3 separate regions of the Homo sapiens genome follow, and all the other regions are linked to region 1. A link is a contact called in ENCODE Hi-C or POLR2A ChIA-PET data. All regions are on one chromosome and are shown on one strand. Each heading gives the region's core, a stretch centred on a gene start or an enhancer-like site at or near the end of the contact. The rest is flanking DNA. Distances are from core to core; before and after follow the strand shown.

Region 1 (3,721 bases), core at 183-2,682:
GAGGGTCACTTGAGACTGGGCTACACACTGAGACTCCATCTCTACAATTTTTTTTTTAATTAGCTAGGTGGGGTGGCGGGTCCCTGTAGTCCCAGCTTCTTGGGAGGCTGAGGTGGGAAGATCGCTTGAACCTAGAAGGCTGAGGCTGGACTAAGCCATGATAGTGCCACTGCACTCCAACCTTAATCCACAATTAAGATACAGCTATAAAATGGAATATTTTGCAACTACTACAAAGGATGTAAGTGAAAACTTGACATGGAAAGACATTTATTCTAAACTCTGTAAAGAAGGCCAGCTACAGAATTGTACCTCCAGTATGTATGTCAATTTTGCTTACAAAACAAACAAAACAAAAAAAACCATGCTAGGCGTGGTGACTCAGCCTGTAATCACATTTTGGGAGGCTGGAGTGGGAGGATCTGTTGAAGCAAGGAGTTTAAGACCAGCCTGGACAACACAGCGAGACCCCCATCTCTACAAAAAAACGTAAAAATTAGCCAGACATGATGGCTCGAGGCTGTGGTCCTAGCCAGTCGAGAGGCTGAGAGGTGAGGATAGCTTGAACCCAGGACGTCCGGGTTGCAATGAGCTATAATCGTTCTACTGCACTACAGCCTGGGTAACAGAGCAAGACCCTGTCCCCCAAAAAATTTATTTTAAAAAGGCAAACGAAAAAACATTAAAAGTATACATTTACAAAGACAACTATCTGAAAGGATATTCTCCAAGAAGTTAAAAGTCGTCTTTGGACAGTGGGGCCATAGATGTTTTCCTATTTTTACCAGCTTTATAATTAATTTTTAAAAGTTATTTTCAAGTAGTCCTACCCAGTCTTCCTTACGAGTTAGGACTCAAATGCCACTCTCTTCCCCTAAACTGTCCTGAGTCCCCTCACCATAATAAGCACCAATGTCTTCGTTAAAATCCCGACACTGCCAACACTCAGCTAGGGGGTTGAACCTTGCTCCATCTCGTCCTTTAGTCTCTGTGTGCGTCTTTCCCCCTACAAGCCTACTGACCCCCTCCAAGAGGTCCCGTGTCTTCCCCGTACTTGCCCCACAGGCTAGATCAGACCCTGTCTGACCCCTGGGTTATTGTAAAACTTAAGATCTGTCCCCTAGGTCTCGGAGTCGGTTGAACTAGGGTCCAAAGGTTAAAAAACACTGACACAAAATGCCAGGCCACGAACTGAAGCACTGAGGCCCGGCTGCAGACCTCTCCCGAGAGGGGAATAATCCGTGCCGGCCGGTTCCGCCATGGAGCCAGGTGCAGGTCACCTCGACGGTCACCGCGCGGGGAGCCCAAGCCTTCGTCAGGCTCTGTGCGACGGAAGCGCAGTGATGTTTTCCAGTAAAGAACGCGGACGTTGCACCGTGATCAATTTTGTCCCTTTGGAGGCGCCGTTACGGTCCACGCCCCGCTCGCGTCAAGTGACTGAGGCCTGTGGTGGAGAAGGACGTGCCGTGCCGCTGGGTTCTGAGCCGGAGTGGTCGGTGGGTGGGATGGAGGCGACCTTGGAGCAGCACTTGGAAGACACGTGAGTAGTGCGCGCCTCTTCGGCCTGTCCTGAGGTCGCGGCGGAGGAACTTGAGCGGAACGAAAGGCGCGAGCTGCGAGTACCGGCCAGGGCGTCTCGGGGACGTCGCGCGACCCCCGGGACACGGGATGAGGGGGCTAAACTCTACCCAAGGCCGCAGGGCGGGGCGGGTGACCCGGAATTAAAATCCTGCCGGGCACCGCACATTCCCTCTTGAGCGAGTCTCCCGGGCCCAGGCCACGGGCCAAAACTGCCTATCTCGTTGTTGAAATCGTCTTTACGGTCAGGGTGGTTCTGCGGAAGTTTTAGAAAACGGGTTGACTTTTGGGAAGATTGTGCCAGTTGTGCAGTGTCGAGCCCTGCAGTGTAAACAAACACGTATCTCCTGTGTGTAACCTATCAGTTACTTGGTGCTTAAGTAGATAAAAATCATTCTTTAAATTTTTCGAACAAGCAGTATCTATGTAAAATTCAAAACTGGAAAAGTGTAAAGGGTACAGAGAGACACCTGCCTCCCACCGATGTCCCTCAGCTTCCACTTACCCTCCAGGAGGTAACTTGAGTTTTTCAACAGTTGTTTTAAATGAGTTAGTACTAAAACATGCGTTTTTAACAAGAGTGAAAACATCCTAGATGTTTTTCACGCAGTGTTTGTGGCCCTCCAGAACTCAGCAGTACTTAGCACATTTTTTTCTCTCATCAGAGAGAAACTGGTTTATTTCAATTAATTAACTAGAACTTAAATTTTTTGTGTTCTTTTTTTGAGACGGAATTTCGCTCGTCTTCCAGGCTGGAGTGCAATGGCGTGATCTCGGCTCACTGCAACCTCCGCCTCCCAGGTTCAAGCGATTCTCTTGCCTCAGCCTCCCGAGTAGCTGGGATTACAGTCATGCGCCACCACGCCTGGCTAATTTTGTATTTTTAGTAGAGACGGGGTTTCTCCATGTTGGTCAGGCTGGTCTTGAACTCCCGACCTCAGGTGATCCGCCCACCTGGGCCTCCCAAAGTGCTGGGATTACAGGCGTGAGCAACCGCGCCCGGCCCTAGAACTTAATTTTTTTCTTAGGGTGTGACAATGAAAAAAGATTGAGAAATATTGATTTAAAGCACTTAATGCCTGGTACATAGAACACCTGTATGTTTGTACTTATTTAAATCCTTTTTCTCCCATTATGTACTTCAACTCTCTTGTGTTCCTGGAATTAGAATGAAGAATCCCTCCATTGTTGGAGTCCTGTGCACAGATTCACAAGGACTTAATCTGGGTTGTAAGTATCTCTCATACCAACTATTTGATGAATTGCATAGCATCTGATGTTGACTTGGAGCCTAGCGTGCTATTATTTTCTAGCTTTTATTTCCTGTTACCTTGCCAGGTCTTTCTGAGTTTGAGAGTAGAGATTATCTCCAAATAACAGTATCAGAAAATTGAAACTTTTCAGTTGGTATTTATGAAGGAAGATGTTCCTTGCAGTCCTATAACAATAAATAGTTGTCTCTACTAAAAATAATATTTGAATCATTTTAAATTGAGTCTAGAAAGGACTTCAGATAATAACAGCTGTTAACCATTTATTGAATGTATGCCATATGCTGAGACTGCTAGGCTCTAAATACATTATCTTTAATTTTCACAACAACCCGGCAAGGTGGGTGGTGTACAATTTTGAAGCTCAACTACACTAAACAAGAAGTGAATAGGCAGTAAAATGGGATTTCAGTGTTGGACATACCTGGTCTCAATCCCTTGCTCTTTCATTTGTTAGTAGTGTGAACGTGGACCAAAAAACTACCTTTTAGGCCCTCATTTTCTTCACTGGGTTGTTATTTGATAATGGTAATAATCATAGAATTATATTTATTGAGCTGTTATGTGCCAAGCACCATTGTAAGTGCTTTACATATACTCTTTTATTCCTCATAACAACCCAGTGAGGTAGAAAAAGAAATTGAGGGACCAGGTGCAGTGTCTCACGCCTGTAATCCCAGCACTTTGGGAGACCAAGGTGGGCAGATCACTTGAGCCCAGGAGTTCAAGACCAGCCTGTGCAACACAGTGAGACCCCCCATCTCTATTTTTACAATAAACATATATATATGTTTTTAAAATTTAAAAAAAGAGGCCGGATGCGGTGGCTCACACCTGTGATCCCAGCACTTTGGGAGGCGGAGGCGGGTGGA
Region 2 (4,085 bases), core at 675-3,174, 270 kb before region 1:
CATGAAACATCTGGTCTTTAAAAATAGGGTCTTTGCCTTTCCATGAGCTATCATTGCAGCAAGCAGTCTGTCTCATTCTAAGATTTAAATATATGAATGATTGATTATACTGCTACTCTAATCACCAGCTCAAAATATATACGCAAAATAATGAGGTGGCTGTCACATTCCAGTGTTCTGGAGTTTTGTAAGAGAAAGAGTTTTACGTGGTTGCCCAGTTTTGCCATTCCACAACATAAGTGACTGCCTGCATTGTCTGGCACTGACCAGGAGGTGAAACGGAAGATGAAGGGACAATAAAAGGACATGGGTGCCTGTTGTGCCCAGGAGAGCCGGAGGTGGAAATCCTATGGAATAAATGAGCAGTGTTTTCTATGGTGAGCTCAGTTTTTCCTCACTCCTCATCCTAGGAATCACAGCAGCATCTTGGGCTCAAAAAGAAGAAATGTTGAAACTCCAGAGCAGATAGCAACGCAAAGAGACACTCCTTGGGGAATTCAATCTGACAAGTATGTACCAAGTCTCCACCATTTACAAGGCACTTTGGTAGTTGCTAGAAATATAAGTTGGCTAGGACCTACTCTGTGCCCTAGAGAACCCCATGGTTGGGAGTGGTGGTGGGAAGTATTGACCACAAATCACTTACTTAAAATTGAATTGTCAGCTAACTTTGGGTGGGTGAGGAGCTGTCTAGACAATAGTTCCTCTTCTGTAAATGATTTGAATGATACAATAAAAAACAGACTTTTTAAAGCCTAGGGTTGAGTTATATTAGATTGCTAAAATTTCTGGAAACAAATTGTGTTCAAAGTAACCACAATAATTTGGAAAAATAAGTTTAAAGAAGATACATGTAAGTTATCTCTGGGCCCAGATCAAGCAAGAGGTACAAGTTGCAGAATGAATGTCCTTCCAGTTTAACAACTAGAGCGCTGCAAATTCCCTACCACAAGGGCAGTGCCAAAATATTAAGTAAAAAGTCTAGGTACAGGTCCTGCTCTCATCCCTTCCACGACAGGCTTGAGTCATAAAGCTGGACTTTCTAACCACACAACTTCGACTTCGTGAATTTCCTTTCCCATTTTTCCTCTTATTTCCCCGCCAACAGGAAACCTGTGTAGTGGATAAAGACCAGGCTGTCACTGCTAATCCCAATCAGAAACTTGGTCCTTGATTCTTCCCAGTGGCCGACATCTCCGCTGCGAAAACGGGTGTGAACTATTCACTAAAGCAGCAGGGCCCGAACGCCTTTAACAATCCATTTCCTTCGGACTCCGTTTGCGAAGCCCATCAGCACCCATTACTCCCTTTGGCTTCGCATCCTAGCAGAAGCTAAATTGTTTAAACCCCCGCTCCTCCCCAGGGTTTGGCGGTCCTCGACCCTCAAGGGAACCTGGGATGCCGGCGCCAGGCTTGCCTCTGGCCCAGGGCGCCCGCCTGGCCTGCACTCCCTCCCTGGACACTGGGCCCGCCTGCCCTCCCCGGGCTGTACCTAGGGGTGTGGAGGCCAGGGGGCCGGCGCCCGCGGGGCCGCGGCGGGAGCTCTCCCGGCCCACGGGCCGAAAACCCTGGCGACTGGGACGCGGCCAGGCGGGCCGGGGGCGAGGGGCGCTGACCAGAAGCGGGCGGAGCCTAGGGGCCCGGGCCGGCAGCCTGACTCCCCGTGGGCCGGCTCTGCTGGGTGGGCATTCCCGCGGGGCGCCGAGGTACAACATGAGGGCTCTTTCGCTGACACCGAGGGGCCTTGAGGGCTGCAAGAAATGCAGGCCCGGCGGCTGCCCCCGAGAGCGGGACGCGCGCCCGCGCGGTGGGCGGGAATCCTAAGGGGACGCGGAGGCGGGCGCGCGCCCCGCAGGGGAGGGGGCGGAGAGCGCGAGAAGGAGGGAGGAGGCGTCCCCGTGCGGGAGCCCGGCTGACCGCGCCAGACCCAGACAGAGCATCGCGGCTTTGGCTGCAACAGGCGGTGGGCTCGGCTCGGGGGCGGAGGCGGCGAAAGGGCGGGGAGCGCGAGGAGGAGCGACCTGGCCTCACCGCTGCCGCCTCTTCCCCGCCGCATGGACGAGCGCCTCAGCCTTCTGCGCTCGCCGCCGCCGCCCTCAGCCCGCCACCGCGCCCACCCTCCTCAGCGCCCAGCGAGCAGCGGCGGTGCCCACACGCTGGTGAACCACGGCTACGCGGAGCCCGCCGCAGGCCGCGAGCTGCCGCCCGACATGACCGTGGTGCCCGGGGACCACCTGCTGGAGCCGGAGGTGGCCGATGGTGGAGGGGCCCCGCCTCAAGGCGGCTGTGGCGGCGGCGGCTGCGACCGCTACGAGCCGCTGCCGCCCTCACTGCCGGCCGCGGGCGAGCAGGACTGCTGCGGGGAGCGCGTGGTCATCAACATCTCCGGGCTGCGCTTCGAGACGCAGCTGAAGACCCTTTGCCAGTTCCCCGAGACGCTGCTGGGCGACCCCAAGCGGCGCATGAGGTACTTCGACCCGCTCCGCAACGAGTACTTCTTCGACCGCAACCGGCCCAGCTTCGACGCCATCCTCTACTACTATCAGTCCGGGGGCCGCATCCGCCGGCCGGTCAACGTGCCCATCGACATTTTCTCCGAGGAGATCCGCTTCTACCAGCTGGGCGAGGAGGCCATGGAGAAGTTCCGCGAGGACGAGGGCTTCCTGCGGGAGGAGGAGCGGCCCTTGCCCCGCCGCGACTTCCAGCGCCAGGTGTGGCTGCTCTTCGAGTACCCCGAGAGCTCCGGGCCGGCCCGGGGCATCGCCATCGTGTCCGTGCTGGTCATCCTCATCTCCATTGTCATCTTCTGCCTGGAGACGCTGCCGGAGTTCCGCGACGAGAAGGACTACCCCGCCTCGACGTCGCAGGACTCATTCGAAGCAGCCGGCAACAGCACGTCGGGGTCCCGCGCAGGAGCCTCCAGCTTCTCCGATCCCTTCTTCGTGGTGGAGACGCTGTGCATCATCTGGTTCTCCTTCGAACTGCTGGTGCGGTTCTTCGCTTGTCCTAGCAAAGCCACCTTCTCGCGAAACATCATGAACCTGATCGACATTGTGGCCATCATTCCTTATTTTATCACTCTGGGTACCGAGCTGGCCGAACGACAGGGCAATGGACAGCAGGCCATGTCTCTGGCCATCCTGAGGGTCATCCGCCTGGTAAGGGTCTTCCGCATCTTCAAGCTGTCGCGCCACTCCAAGGGGCTGCAGATCCTCGGGCAAACGCTGAAGGCGTCCATGCGGGAGCTGGGATTGCTCATCTTCTTCCTCTTTATTGGGGTCATCCTTTTCTCCAGCGCGGTCTACTTTGCCGAGGCAGACGACCCCACTTCAGGTTTCAGCAGCATCCCGGATGCCTTCTGGTGGGCAGTGGTAACCATGACAACAGTGGGTTACGGCGATATGCACCCAGTGACCATAGGGGGCAAGATTGTGGGATCTCTCTGTGCCATCGCCGGTGTCTTGACCATCGCATTGCCAGTTCCCGTGATTGTTTCCAACTTCAATTACTTCTACCACCGGGAGACAGAAGGGGAAGAGCAATCCCAGTACATGCACGTGGGAAGTTGCCAGCACCTCTCCTCTTCAGCCGAGGAGCTCCGAAAAGCAAGGAGTAACTCGACTCTGAGTAAGTCGGAGTATATGGTGATCGAAGAGGGGGGTATGAACCATAGCGCTTTCCCCCAGACCCCTTTCAAAACGGGCAATTCCACTGCCACCTGCACCACGAACAATAATCCCAACTCTTGTGTCAACATCAAAAAGATATTCACCGATGTTTAATATGTGATACAAGTGACATGCTGTGCTCAGTATTGTGTGGAACGTGCCCCCTTGGTCTGCCTATGCCCTTGTTTTATACATTTCCAGACCATTCATCAAGGAAAGGACCTGAAGAAGTGGAAAGCACACTTCATTCTCCCTCTCCCTGCTGCTTCATACTGAAACAGGTGCCTGTTTTGCAAGTGGGCTGCATTCTCTCAGCTCTCCTTTTCCCTCTTACCCTCTCTCTCTTAACATTGTAAACAACAGACTTACGTTAAACTTCATTTCTAGTACACGCCCTATTTAAAAAAGAGCAGTACA
Region 3 (3,728 bases), core at 225-2,724, 420 kb after region 1:
GCATCCCATTAAACACTGGATGCAGGCAGAGACAGCTTTGTAAGACTCTGTCTTTATAAAGAAGGGAGACATTTATCTGGGTTCTCACTGGCTTCAGGAAGGTCACCTCTTTGTAAAGGTTCTCTGGTCTACTGCTAACTGGGTGCCAGGTGTATGGAAAATCAAGATGTGGTTGGCAGTAAATGATGAGAAAGCAATAAGGATCCCAATTCCACCACTCGGAGAGCTAGTCAGACTAAAATCTCCAAAGGTTGCCATTTATGAGAGAATTCGAAGGGTGTCCTTTGAGTCAACCTACAGCACAATAGATCAAACTTGTTCTGCCTCAAAAGTACAGTCAAGAGTGAGCAATCTTCCCTTACCACCCACTACTCCAACCCACCCAAGCTCCTTTCTCCAGGGATGCCTAAGTGATCTATTCACATGACTCTAGGATCCACCTGTATCCATGACAGTGTCTGCTGTCACCAACCTCCAAATGTCAATTTCTTACATATTTCGAAGTAATTGGAATGCTGTAGAAAGTGAAAATCATAGATTTTCAGTTTCATGTTACCCTCATCGCTTTCACCTGTATATCAGAGCTAGCTTCACGCATTCTTTTCTCTTGCCTCCCAGCTATCACGCAGTTGTTGGATAAAGCGGCCACTGCTCCCAAAGATTTGATGGAAGTTCTGCCAGATTTACCCACTCACCTGAAGGGAGATTTTCTGTACACCCCATGCCCCCGGACTGGTCACAAGGGTCAGCTGAGTTGGTTCACCCCCTCCCACTCTCGTCTTCGAGGCCCTTCATCCAGGAAAAGTCAGTCGCAAATTTAAGGCCTGGCCCTGTCGGGTTTCAAAACGATCCCGGAGGACTTGGGCCGAGGGACAAAGGAAAGCGAGGTCAGAGGCGGCCTTTCAGCCCGGGAGAGGCCTGGGGCCGCACAGCCGCCACCCCCTACATCACCTCCGCCGTCCCCAGTCACCCCCAGAAGTCCCAAACTAGCCAGAGCCCGGGCTTGCTCGCGTCCCTTCCGCGAGGCCGGAGCCCGAGCCCCCGCCGCCACCCAGAGCCCCCGCACCTTCTTGGGCGCCTTGGTGACGGTGGCCATGAAGGAGTACTTCTCGGCGTCCTCGATCTCCTTGGCCTGCTTCAGCTCCTCCCCGACCCCGGGCAGCGGCATCGCGTCAGGCATCGACATTCCCCGGCCGGCCCGGCCAGCGGCTGACCCGCCGCCCCCGCCTCTTTCCCCCTCTGGCGCCCGCCCGCCTGCCCGCGCGGCGCCCTCCGACACGCGATCGCCCACCCTCCTGCCGGCCCCTGCGTCGAGCTGCGTCGGCTTCTGAGGTGCTGTGGCCCACGCCTTGTCTGTTCGGCAGCCCAAGGCAGCCGGACAGCGACGGCGGCCACAAGAGAACCAGAACAGCAGCTCCGAGCTCCGACCTGCCCGCGCCGCCACCTCCGCTGTACGCAAACACGCACGCAAAGCGAGGGTAGAGGGCGGTGACGCCACGTCAAGTACTGGCAGCTCCCGGGAGGGGGAAGAGGCGGGGAGAAAGGGCACTCTGTCGTGACGTCACCACGCTGGGCTGGGCCACAGAAGCCGTTCCTCTCCCGCTCGAGAGCGAAGTTCCCAGGGTGAGCAGGACCCTTTGTGCCACCAGGTGGCACCATCAGCCCTGGGAGCAGCGCGAGGTTCATGCAACGATGCTGCGGAACGGAGGGTCTTTGGGCTGCGGGGTTCCTGGCAAGGCCTCAGAGGCGCATGAAAGGGGTGTTTGGGAGCAAAGACCAGAGCCCCACACGACACATCCTACAGCGATTCCTAGGAAATGTCCGGGGCTCGAGACAGCCCACTCACTCACTGGCCCAGCCCCAGGCCCTTTGGATTAAAGCTCCTTCCCAAGGGGCCGTGCCTGTCTTTTTGACTTCATAGGGGGCAGAACTGACTCAGAGTAGTCTGGTTTCTGCACAACGCTTTGTGACTTCCTCCACCACCATCTCCGACTGGGCCTTGCCTGTTTACAAAACCCTCATTGGGATAGGGCTGATGGGTATGAGGGTGGAGACCAGGAGAGCTGATGGAGAAGTCCCCAGCCAGAATGGCCTTCCGGTCCTTGCTCCACCAAAGCATTAGACCCTTCCAGCTCTCAGTGGGCATCCAGGACATTCATGGACTGCTCACACCCTTTTACTGGGCCTACTATGTGCAGTGCCTGTGCTGAGGCCCTGCTGGCAAAAGGACATGTGACGCATTTTATGTTTTGCAAGGCTTAGTTCAGCTGGAGAGGCAAAACCTGCTTGTATCCTAATGTCAGCTGAGGTAGCTTGTCCTTTGAGATTCAAATGACATTGGCTCCAATTACCATGTCCTGTGGAAAGTCCATTACTGGGAGGACTTGGATTTTCATGGTCACCTCTGGCTCTAGTTTTTTTGCCTTGTCTGGCATTTTATTCACTATTCTGGTCTTGTGACTGTTTCTGTAGCTCCTGGGGTCAATTCAGCCGCTTCTCCTTTCAACCCCCACCCCATGCTAAACAACTACAAAATAAGGCTGTAACATGTAGTAAAACTTTTAATAAAGGTTTGTGGGTCACAGGGGAGAGATTACATCACACAGCAAACAATTTAAGAACACATTTCTGAAATGTTCTGAAAAGTTATTTTGGCTGTCTTACCACCCGGGGATTTCTCAATGGCCACAAGATCCCACCACGCTCCCTAGCCCATTGCCATCTAATCTAGCTTCCTCCTGTTCCTCCCTTCCCATCTCTGCACCTCATCCTTCCTTCCTTGATAGACTCTGGGAAGCCAGATTCTCCTCTGCTGTGCTGAGCAATTCCAGTCTTCCCAGTGCCCTTTCCCTAAATTCCTCCCCAGGACCACCTTTTTTTTTTTTTTGAGATGACGTCTCGCTCTGTTGCCCAAGCTGGAGTGCTCTCAGCTCACTGCAACCTCCGCCTGCCGGGTTCAAGTGATTCTCCTGCCTCAGCCTCCTGAGTGAGTAGCTGGGACTATAGGCGTGCGCCACCGTGCCCGGCTAATTTTTGTATTTTTAGTAGAGACGGGGTTTCACCATCTTGGCCAGGCTGGTCTCGGATCCTGACCTCGTGATCCACCTGCCTCGGCCTCCCAAAGTGCTGGGATTACAGGCGTGAGCCACCGCGCCTGGCCAGGACCACCTTTTAACATCCAGAAACCTCCCAGGTTTTTAACAGGGCATACCCTTTCAAGAAGGAAGTTTTGGTTTGAAATGGCATTTTCCCCACTGATTTGTGTTCAGGGCTGGGGAGAGTGTGAAATATTCACCTCTAGGGCCCTAAAAGTCTTAGTCAGGGAATCCTGTGTTCCAGCCACCTAGCCTCATGAGACTGTCTGTTTGAAAAGGGCTGTAGAAGTGCCTGGAAGAATGCACCCTTTGCACATCTGCAGACCTTGGTCTTGAACTGTTTGTATTCTTTCATCTGCTCACTTTTTTGAGCACTCACACTTCCCTGTCAGGGGCATCACTGTAGCAGAACGGGAACAGAGATGGAGACCAGAATACCAGGTTCATCCATGAGGGTGCCAGACTGACATCTTTCAGCTAGGGGTCAGGAACCACACCTGGTGCACTAAGGACTCTCTGAACATAAGGCTCACAGTGGCTTTCATCCTTGTGGGTTTGCCCAAACTGTTGGCAGAGCCCAGGGATCAGAGATGCCTGCCCAAAGACTCGAGGCAGAACCCATTGGAACCAGGG

What was found. A loop is a pair of places that touch in the nucleus more often than their neighbours do. ChIA-PET counts read pairs that join two places held with the same protein, here RNA polymerase II (POLR2A). Pooled maps may share reads with other maps.
Region 2: a map of naive thymus-derived CD4-positive, alpha-beta T cell shows a loop between it and region 1 (4-fold over the local background). The contact joins the promoter of KCNA3 here to the promoter of LAMTOR5 in region 1. A Hi-C loop is called at or near these places in 2 of 168 maps with a recorded cell type or tissue (both naive thymus-derived CD4-positive, alpha-beta T cell), 4 of 37 single-sample maps with no recorded cell type and 9 of 50 pooled maps.
Region 3: a pooled map shows a loop between it and region 1 (6-fold over the local background). The contact joins the promoter of AHCYL1 here to the promoter of LAMTOR5 in region 1. A Hi-C loop is called at or near these places in 6 of 50 pooled maps. POLR2A ChIA-PET finds 5 or more read pairs at or near these places in 2 of 52 experiments (activated naive CD4-positive, alpha-beta T cell and naive thymus-derived CD8-positive, alpha-beta T cell).

What each region holds. Positions count from the first base shown.
Region 1 is chr1:110,405,405-110,409,125 of GRCh38, reverse strand. It overlaps LAMTOR5 (late endosomal/lysosomal adaptor, MAPK and MTOR activator 5), which reads left to right and starts at 1,432. Exons shown (of 4, transcript NM_001382293.1): 1 at 1,432-1,540; 2 at 2,747-2,808. The coding sequence starts at 1,506. LAMTOR5-AS1 (LAMTOR5 and SLC16A4 antisense RNA 1) reads right to left here and starts at 1,317. Exons shown (of 3, transcript NR_102697.1): 1 at 1,172-1,317. RefSeq lists an enhancer at 1,261-1,490.
Region 2 is chr1:110,672,779-110,676,863 of GRCh38, reverse strand. KCNA3 (potassium voltage-gated channel subfamily A member 3) reads left to right here and starts at 1,924. Exons shown (of 1, transcript NM_002232.5): 1 at 1,924-4,085. The coding sequence starts at 2,055. The coding sequence ends at 3,782. RefSeq lists silencers at 1,799-1,858, 1,929-1,978, 2,089-2,188.
Region 3 is chr1:109,982,511-109,986,238 of GRCh38, reverse strand. AHCYL1 (adenosylhomocysteinase like 1) reads right to left here and starts at 1,474. Exons shown (of 17, transcript NM_006621.7): 1 at 1,067-1,474. The coding sequence starts at 1,186. RefSeq lists silencers at 929-998, 1,179-1,248.